Linked DNA regions of Homo sapiens: region 1 is linked to region 2. A link is an interaction called in ENCODE POLR2A ChIA-PET data of the cell type or tissue named here. Cell type or tissue: MCF 10A. All regions are shown on one strand. Each heading gives the region's core, and the rest is flanking DNA. Links, peaks and the distances in the headings are about the cores only.

Region 1 (4,405 bases), core at 302-4,301, 52 kb before region 2:
ACTAATCGATTGATGTTTGCATTTTTAGTAAAAATGGACAACATAGGAAGAGGAGCATGTTTGGGTACAAAATTATAAGTATTTTAAACTATATTGTTTTGCAAATGTCTACATCAGTCTGTACAATGCTATATATGCGTACGGAACAAAAGAACAATCTAGATTCATGATTTGGAAGTCATAATAACATAGATGTTATCTGAAACCATAGAGGAAGGGGAGACTATGCCCGTTTGTGTTCTGCGAAGATACACATGAAGGGGTGGTGAAAAATGAAAGCTAGACAGGTTAGCATGATATTATTTTTGTGGAGCTTTAAATATCAGAGTATAAGGTTTAAAATAATCCTATAATTTATGAAGAAAGTCCTGTGGTCTTTCCCTACCCTGCTCCAGGAAATTGGTATGATGCACAGTACTGTGAAACTAAATCTCTGGCAGCTGTGAATGTCTAAAGAAGTATAAGGAACGGAATATGAATGGTGGAAGAGGGGGCGGAACACAGGCAAGATGGATGTGAGAGTGTAAGAGATGTTTTCTGATCTGTTACATCATCCAAAAAGTTATTAGTTTTCCTGGGAAGTTTTCTGGGCAAGAGCAGGCAAAATAAAATGAATTAAACCCCAGTGACAATTAAGTGGGCAGGCTCCCTCCTCATTCAGCATTTTATTGACTCTCTAGATTGAGAATGTCATCAACAAATAAAAAATTCTTGTGAGCTGTAAAATAGTCGGATCTTTCACAGAGCGTTGACAAATTCCCAGGAGATCTCAAATTTCAAGCTGTAACACCACTATTTTACAATTGAAACAGAATTGAACTATAATTCCATACTGCAACCACTCCCACCCCAAGTTAAAGTACCATCATTCTCTTCCCATGAAGAAGATTCCTTTGTAATCCATGGAGGTCTGTAAAGGAAAACCCACACAAGGTAGGATTTCTGTTTTTGAGATTGTGTATTTATTTAGACCATCTATTTCCTGGTCTCGATGTTGCTATAAAGCTCACATTATTGAAATTGGTAGGATGCCCATGAGAATTACTGATTTTCAGCATATATTAGGTGATTCTTCTTTAACCATATTTAAACAGTCAGACATTTCTTGTTTTGACACAATTATTTATTTTTGGTGGATGAGCCACTTCTCTATTACAGAGAACTCAGATTTCTAGTTTGGAAGGCACAGTCATATTCGTTTCTGATCTAGGTTGCATGATTCCCTAGGGCAGCGAGTCATCTCTATGGGACCTTCTTGGTCTTAATATGAAATTTTACAAAACAGGAATAGTGTGTTTTGTTTTAAGTCTCAGTGCTTTCTTAATATCTCTCTTACATCAGTTTTCATCTCCCAGGGTAGGCTCAATCAACCATGAAATCACATATGCTTTAAGTTGAAAAGAGCATTTAGAGGTCACAATATCTAAATCCCCTTAAAAATTTGATATATCTTGCATATCATTTAAGATAGGTACTTACTCTTTCGAAATTTAGGAGTCAACCTGTGTATGGATTTGGGAGTCAGACATATATTGATTCAAATTCCAATTAAGTTGATTATTATCTGTAGGATACCTCCATGACTTCAGTTGCATCCCCTTGAAACAAAGCTGATAATTGTTACATATGAATATTTAGTAATTTATGCACCACACCTGATCTATGCTCCTCCTCCATGCTTCTTCCTCCCACCACACTATTTTTTGCCGTTATCAGATAAACCCACCACAGATTATTAAGTATAGCTGGCCCCAGCCACTAGTGGTGAGTTTTATATTCTTGTAATTTTACATATTTCCAAAAGTAAAAATCATAATTTTGCACAAGAACATGACAATTTCATTGCCACCCCCAGGGCGTGGCTGGGAACAAATTATGAGTTGAGAGTCCAAATTGCCTCTAAAACAAATGATACTGTGGGGACCTGTCTGCCTCCACAAGACTCACTTAAGGCTGCAGGCGTCTTAATAAGTTAGAGGAAAGACTTGTTTACGGGAACACATTTCATCATCAGTGTGCACCATGGATTGCCATCAACCCTTGGAGAGAAGGGCTTGGGACATTTCCACCTGCTGAGTCATACAGTTGCTTCATCGTTATGGTAGCATTTCCTGGAGCTTCCACTGATTTCTAAATAATTCCTCCTAGAAAGCATAGAAAAGAGAAAACCTACAGAAGGATGAAATTTCTTCATCAAAGTATCCTGGAGCTGGGACAGTAGACACAATGAGTATACTCAATTGTCCCAAAGCCACAGTGGCAGCTTCACTTTACGGGAGACTTGTGTGCTCCTGCATACAGTCTGTGAATCTGTGCTTCTGTGGATCGATATTTTCTGAGCTTATGCATGAACTCGCATAGGGAGAAAAGCATCATGACATTTATGAAAGCTAATGCAATATACATGTGAAATTCCCACAAAAGGAAATTAAAATCTAATTTCAGAATTTGATATCCAATGCCTGTCTAAAAACGCAAAAGGCACAACAAATTAAGCTGAAATAATCAACTGCTGCCTGAAATCATTGATTTGAATCACACAGAACACATAATTGTCTCAATTGAATAAAGTCGCAATCCAAAACAATCCAGTTTTAATAACGAGGCATTTTAAATGAGTCACAATTATAAAGGCCCAGCTGCGACTGTATTCACCCTTAGATGAGAATATAATCTTCTGTCTCTAGCAAAAAGCAATTTTGTTTATCCTTTCCTGGTGCAACAGAAATAATAGGGATTTTAACAGGATCAATCTGTAGTAACTTTTATAGATTGCAAAGCATCTTCGTAATCATCATGATTTAATATCTGTAGCTATTAGTTTTTTCACTAACCTGAGAAGTACAATACTGGTACTAGACAAAATTGGAAATTTTACATCCAACATCCAACTTTGCTAGTATCTGAAGAGATAGAAAAGGTCTTGCTTAAAGCCAGGGTTGTTAATATGTGTACTGGAAGAGATCTCATTTTAGAGCATGGCTTCATGGAAATGGCAATTTTTTGTGTCCAGGCAAAACTGGGTGCAGACTCAGACTCTATCAATTATTAATAGGTAGTTTAGGACCTTGGATAAATTACCTAACCTCTATGAATTGGTTTGCAAAGCTGGAAAAAGGATGAAGACAACATCTACAAAATAGCATCCCACATAGTGTTAATTACATGAAAGATGCGCAAAACTTACTTATTTTTCTAAATTAACCTATAAGCTCTTTTTTTCCTCTGTATTACTAACACTTAGCAATGCCTGTAAGAGATCATGCTCATTACTTATGTTTTGAAATAAATTATACAAATGGAAAAACAAAGGTTATAGATATCATCTGTTGGTCCCCAAATACCAGGAGACTAGAACTCAGTGTTCTAATACTGGGATTGCACCCTTGCCCGAATGACATATCCTGTGAGTCATTAAGCCAGGGGCCTTAGGAAACGTGATTACAACCACTTTTCATTTGGAAAATAGTAGGAGAGAAGACAGACCTCTTTTATGCGGAATATAGATGGTGAATTCAAGGTGAGAAAAACTTGCCAGAATTTGCAGATATAGTTCCAGAACATAGGTTTGAAGAGCACCATATCTCAAAGACAGTAACTCTTCATAGACTTTAATCTTCATGGCAAATTTTGGGAGATGGCTGTGTCCCCACCCAAATCTCATCTTGAATTGTAGCTCCCATAATTGCCACCTGTTGTAGGAATAGCCCAGTGGGAGGTAATTAGATCATGGGGGCTGGCCTTTTCCGGTGCTTTTCCCATGATAGTGAATAATTCTCATGAGATCTGATGTTTTTAAAAAGGGGAGTTTCCCTACACAATCTCTTTTGCCTGCTGCCGTGTAAGATGTGACTTTGCTCCTTATTCACCTTCCGCCATGATTGTGAGGCCTCATCAGCCATGTGGAACTGTGAGTGAATTAAACCTCTTTCATTTATAAATTACCCAGTCTTAGGTATGTCTTTATTAGCAGAGTAAGAACAGACTAATACAGATGATGTGTACAAGGGCAGCCCTGGTTAGGCAGGGGCCATCAGTTTCAAGATGAGCCCTATAGCCCTACCATACAAGGGGTGCTATGAAATCCTACCTGTGCGGGAAAGACGACTTCATTTATGGATGGTAACCAGATAACGTTCTGCCAGCCACTATGAGACAGGCAGAAATCCTTACACTTAAGGTAATTTTTTTTTCAAAGGAAAAAGCCAATGAATTCATAAGAGTAAGATGTGTATAAAATTTATGTTTTTGGCCAGGTGCAGTGGCTCATGCCTGTAATCCCAGCACTTTGGGAGGCCGAGGCGGGCAGATCACAAGATCAGGAGATCGAGACTATCCTGGCTAACACAGTGGTGAAACCCCGTCTCTACTAAAAATACAAAAAAATTAGCCAGGCGTGGTGGTG
Region 2 (4,405 bases), core at 153-4,152:
GCTCTTTCCTATACCTATAGCCGTGAAAATTAAATTTTCCCTCACTTGATTTGTATGTTTCATATATGTCTCTCTAGGAAGTAAAGCAACTTCCTTACTAAAGAGACATTTTTGTCTCCATCATATGGAAATTACAGATCAATTGTTGATGGGGGGCATGAAACAAAGATTCTGAGCTCACGGTCCACTGATCATTAAGAATGCGTTTGGAAGCCCACCTAGCTTCAGAGCAATTAAGAAGGTTGTAGTGAGCTCACTGCGGAGCGGTGTGGGGGAGGGCTGCACGTCCGTGCCCGGTGGTGCCCTGTGGTACAGAGATGACATTTGCCCCAGGAATATCACTACTTACCAGCAAAAGTAACATCTTAAGGGCAATGTGGTACTATTTTTTCTTCCCAAAAAATTATCTAACCTTTAAAATGTCGCCATTCTAGAAAGTTAGATGTGACAAACAATTTCCACCTACCACAACGATTTCCTTTTGAATGTAAAAGGCCAAAATGATCACAATTCCTCTAAACCTGAAGATAAATATAACATCGTTGTCTGGTTTACCTAAGAATAGAAACAAAAATACAACTAAAATGTTGGATAAATCTGTAAAAAATGCAACTCATGAAACGTCACCAAAGCTTTTCATAACTATATAGACGGATCTAGTTCACTCTACACTGCCTCTAACCAACACCTTGGCAATGTAGGCTATTTTGTAGAGGTCATCATTGTTTTAAAACCAGTACGTTCTCACGTGCTTCAAAGTACTGCAATGTTTTTATTAACTTGAACACAGGAGTAACAAGAATTAATTTTTACTGATGTTTTTCTTTTCAGGACAAAGTGAATCAACACATTTATCTGGTCTTTTATCACATGGAAATACATTTTAAGAAGCTTTACACTAAGATCCTACTTTATGTGTTATCTCCTGGTTAGTCTTCAAAACCTAAAACACTTCTATCCATAATACTGTAAAATTATAACTGAGCATTTTGTAGACCCTAAGGACTGACAATAATACTGCTTTTTACAGAAAGTCCCCATGGTGCTCGCAGGACTATTTAGTACTAAGGGAATCTAGTTCATGCTCTGGGCCAATTCGGGCCCCCTAAGAAGCAGCATCTGAAACAATGCAGTTGTCTTGGTGACACTGCAGGGTCTGAAGCTTGGAAGTGAATCGCAGCTGTCATCCTCAGGACCACATTTCACCATGTCTGATTTCTCTTAGTGGAGTCCAGAGCTGAAGAGGGGATGGGCACTGGGCCTAGTGTGCTGCGTGCATCCTCAACTCTCCCAGGTCCCAGACATTGCTCTCATGCCCATTTTAAAAGTGAGGCAAGTTTGGCTTTGAGAAGTTAAGGGATTTCTAAGTGACCACACTCAAGGCCACATGGATTAGAAATAGTGGCATTAAGTCACATCTGGTGTTCAATGTGACTCCAAAGTCTGAACTATCTTCTTCTTGTTACTGATGAGGGTGGTAGTAGTAGAATCCTTGATGTACTTTTTCGTTTGTTTTATTCTAGTCATAGATAATAAAAAACAAACCATCTACCAGTCTTCTTCTTTAACTAAGCATTTCAGGCAGCTGTTAATTTTTTTAAGAAAATAACCCTAACTTCCTGGCTACAGTTATGTGATGTGGGAGTGAACATTTAATCTAACCTGGGTCAAGTTAAGTTCCAATCCCCAGAAATGTGGGGAAAAAGGAATGAAAAGAAGCAAGTGTAGGGCTGAAAAACAAATAAAAGTAGCTCCTGGAGATCTTTGAATGCTACATGGAGTGCTGTCTTGAGCAGCTTGGATGTTATAAATCTCACGGTAAACTGTGAAAACCCTAAGGTCCCTCAGCGCACTCTCTGTCTATGATATTTATCTTTTAAAAGATTTGGCCTTCTGCACATGCACACATCCAGTAATTCCCAGGTTGACATTTTCTTTTCTCTGATTCTCATAGAGTTTTCTGACCTTTGAGTAACTGCTGGAAAAGAGGCTGCTTATCTGCGACTGTGTGTGTCTCTTAGAATGATGGGGTGTCAGGAAGTGGGATTGGAGGAGCTTCGTCTGCATTAAATCCTTCTAATTTTGGCGCAGAACATGAGTGGAAATTGAGCCATGGTGGCCAATTAGGAGGCGGCCAGCCAGACTCCAGGGACATTTTGTTGAGAGCCATCTTGCAGCCACAGCAGCGGAATGTCATTTCCACGCTGGCGTGCGATTTTGCCTCTTACTCCCAGGGAGAGGTGCAATGAGTGAAGATGAAGAAAGGAAGGAAATACCTTACAGGGAGAAGGGACAGAGAATATACTCAAAGTGACACTGTGCTTCACACAGGCTGAGAGCTCGAGATGCTAGACAAAGAAGAGATCTGCCCTTAAATACATAGGGGCTTTGCTGTCAAAACAATGGTGGAGGCCTCTGTCTTTATAATGCGGTATATGCACAAGAAGTCTTCTGTGCCACCTGAGAATACAACACATTCTTTGCACATACAATCAGCTCTTTGATTGAACGTCCTCTCAGGTGAACCCTAAAGTGATGTAAAGAGGAGGAACAGAATGTGCACACTCAGACTCTACCTTTTTCCAAATGAGTCAACTTGCCAGGATGTTATGAGCAATCTCCTGGCCGTGTTTCCTAAATTACAAAGTTCTCAGTGGCCCCAGGACAATTAAGCTATTCATTATCTTTTTTGCTCTGGTGCACTCAGATGGGTCTCATCACATGACTACCTCTCTGCTGGAAGGCAGGTTAAGCAATGCAGAAGCTTAAGATGTCCTACTGGAAATAACACAAGGTGAGCTTATGAGAGGTAATGAGATAATAATGATTTTGGAGATGGGCAATACAATACCTTGCAGAGATCTACCCATGGGTTGGCAGAGAGTGGGGCCTGTTTGCTCCTTTCACGAAGTAAGTCCTTGGTGGGAAGGACTGCCACTCACTTGGGTCAAGCGTCTTCTGCTAGATGAATTTTAGAATGTGAATTGTTCATTTTTGGTGAGCCTGTTATTAGAACAAGCTCATTTTATTTTTGCTTAAAATTTTTATTTCAGGGTTTTGAGAGAGAATCCATTTCGTAGCTTATCTCAAATTCGATTTGAGTAGGAGCAAAGGTTCTTGCATGACTTGATGGGTTCCCACTTTGGGATGTAGAGATCAATGGCAATGACTGTAGTTATTACTCGAAATATGTCACAAAACAAAGATTTCTAATCATTACGCACTGTAATCAAATGCAAATGATAAAGAGACTGTCATAACCCCACCACCATTTAATACGATAATTTAGAAATACGTTACTTTCAGGATCTTGGAGGAACATGCATACACTTAGATGTGGACATAGCATCTCAGGCAGGATTTTTCACGACAGATGTTTGTATGAATGAGTAACATCATTAATTTCAAGTTAAGATGTTTAAGCTCTTTGAGTGGGAGTGACTGTTTGAAAATGAGTAGCTCTGGTCCCTGTGTATCTGGTATTGGTCACTGGTGTGCTCCAGTGGGACACGAGGTGATGCACTGTCACCAACCAAGAAGTTGATTTAATCCCCGGAGAGAAAGATAGCACCACCAGTATGACCATTACCACCGGAACCAAAAATCCTATTAGTCCTACTAATCTCATCAGCGTCATCAGCATCACCAGCACCACCATCATGCTTGCATTAACAACTACTAGGTACTCATTTTGCTAATGGTTTGCATCCATGATTTACTCCTTCATCAACCTTAGTGTTTCAACGATTATTAATATTCCAATTTTTAAAGTAAGAAAGCCAAAATTCAGATGGATTTACCTGTCTAAGGTCATGCCGCTATTTAATGACACCCAGCCAGAATTTGGGCCCAAAGCAAACGTTTATTCTTTCCTTTATTCTTAATTTTCTAATGCATTTATGGAGCACTTCCTCCATGCCAGGCATTGTCTTACAAACTAGGGATTTGCTAATGAACAAAATGGCAAGACCAAGGCCCTGGTGGAATGGACATTTCAGTGAGTAAAAAAGGTAAGAGACAATGATACAATTGCTCAACACAGTGGGAAGTTGTGAGAGAAAGTGGGGCAAGGAGAAGGTGAGGAGTTGCAGAGAGAGATGAGGATGTCTCAGCACTTTTGTCGCTTTAAGATCCTGTGACCATCGGCCTTCCATAGACCTTCACTTCTTGTTATTGGAATTTCACACAAGGATGGTGAATGTGAGTTGCTGTCACATTCAGCCCTTTTGTTGAAACACATTCCCTCTGAGAGTGACCATCTTTATTTTTAAAGGGAGAAACACTCCTTTTCTTACAAGACCTATTCATATTTCATCACCTCTGTAAAGCGTTTTTCAGAAGTATTCCTTTCTCGTCGTGGAATACGAACGGAGATGTTTGTATGTGAACGTGTGTGAGTGCGTGT

What was found. ChIA-PET counts read pairs that join two places held together with the same protein. Peaks named below come from ENCODE experiments on the same cell type or tissue, not always from the same donor. Only the 100,000 strongest peaks of a DNase experiment are listed, where the experiment ranks them.
Region 1: POLR2A ChIA-PET joins it to region 2 with 11 read pairs; 1 of 35 experiments calls an interaction of 5 or more read pairs at or near these places.

The regions. Positions count from the first base shown.
Region 1 is chr2:4,912,368-4,916,772 of GRCh38, reverse strand. No RefSeq gene overlaps it. Among named protein-coding and RNA genes, the nearest start is that of LINC01249, 260 kb to the right of the region's middle. In MCF 10A, for the core only: no CTCF peak of the experiment used is centred there; DNase peaks (open chromatin) are centred at 2,052 and 3,392.
Region 2 is chr2:4,860,436-4,864,840 of GRCh38, reverse strand. No RefSeq gene overlaps it. Among named protein-coding and RNA genes, the nearest start is that of LINC01249, 210 kb to the right of the region's middle. In MCF 10A, for the core only: no CTCF peak of the experiment used is centred there; a DNase peak (open chromatin) is centred at 2,640.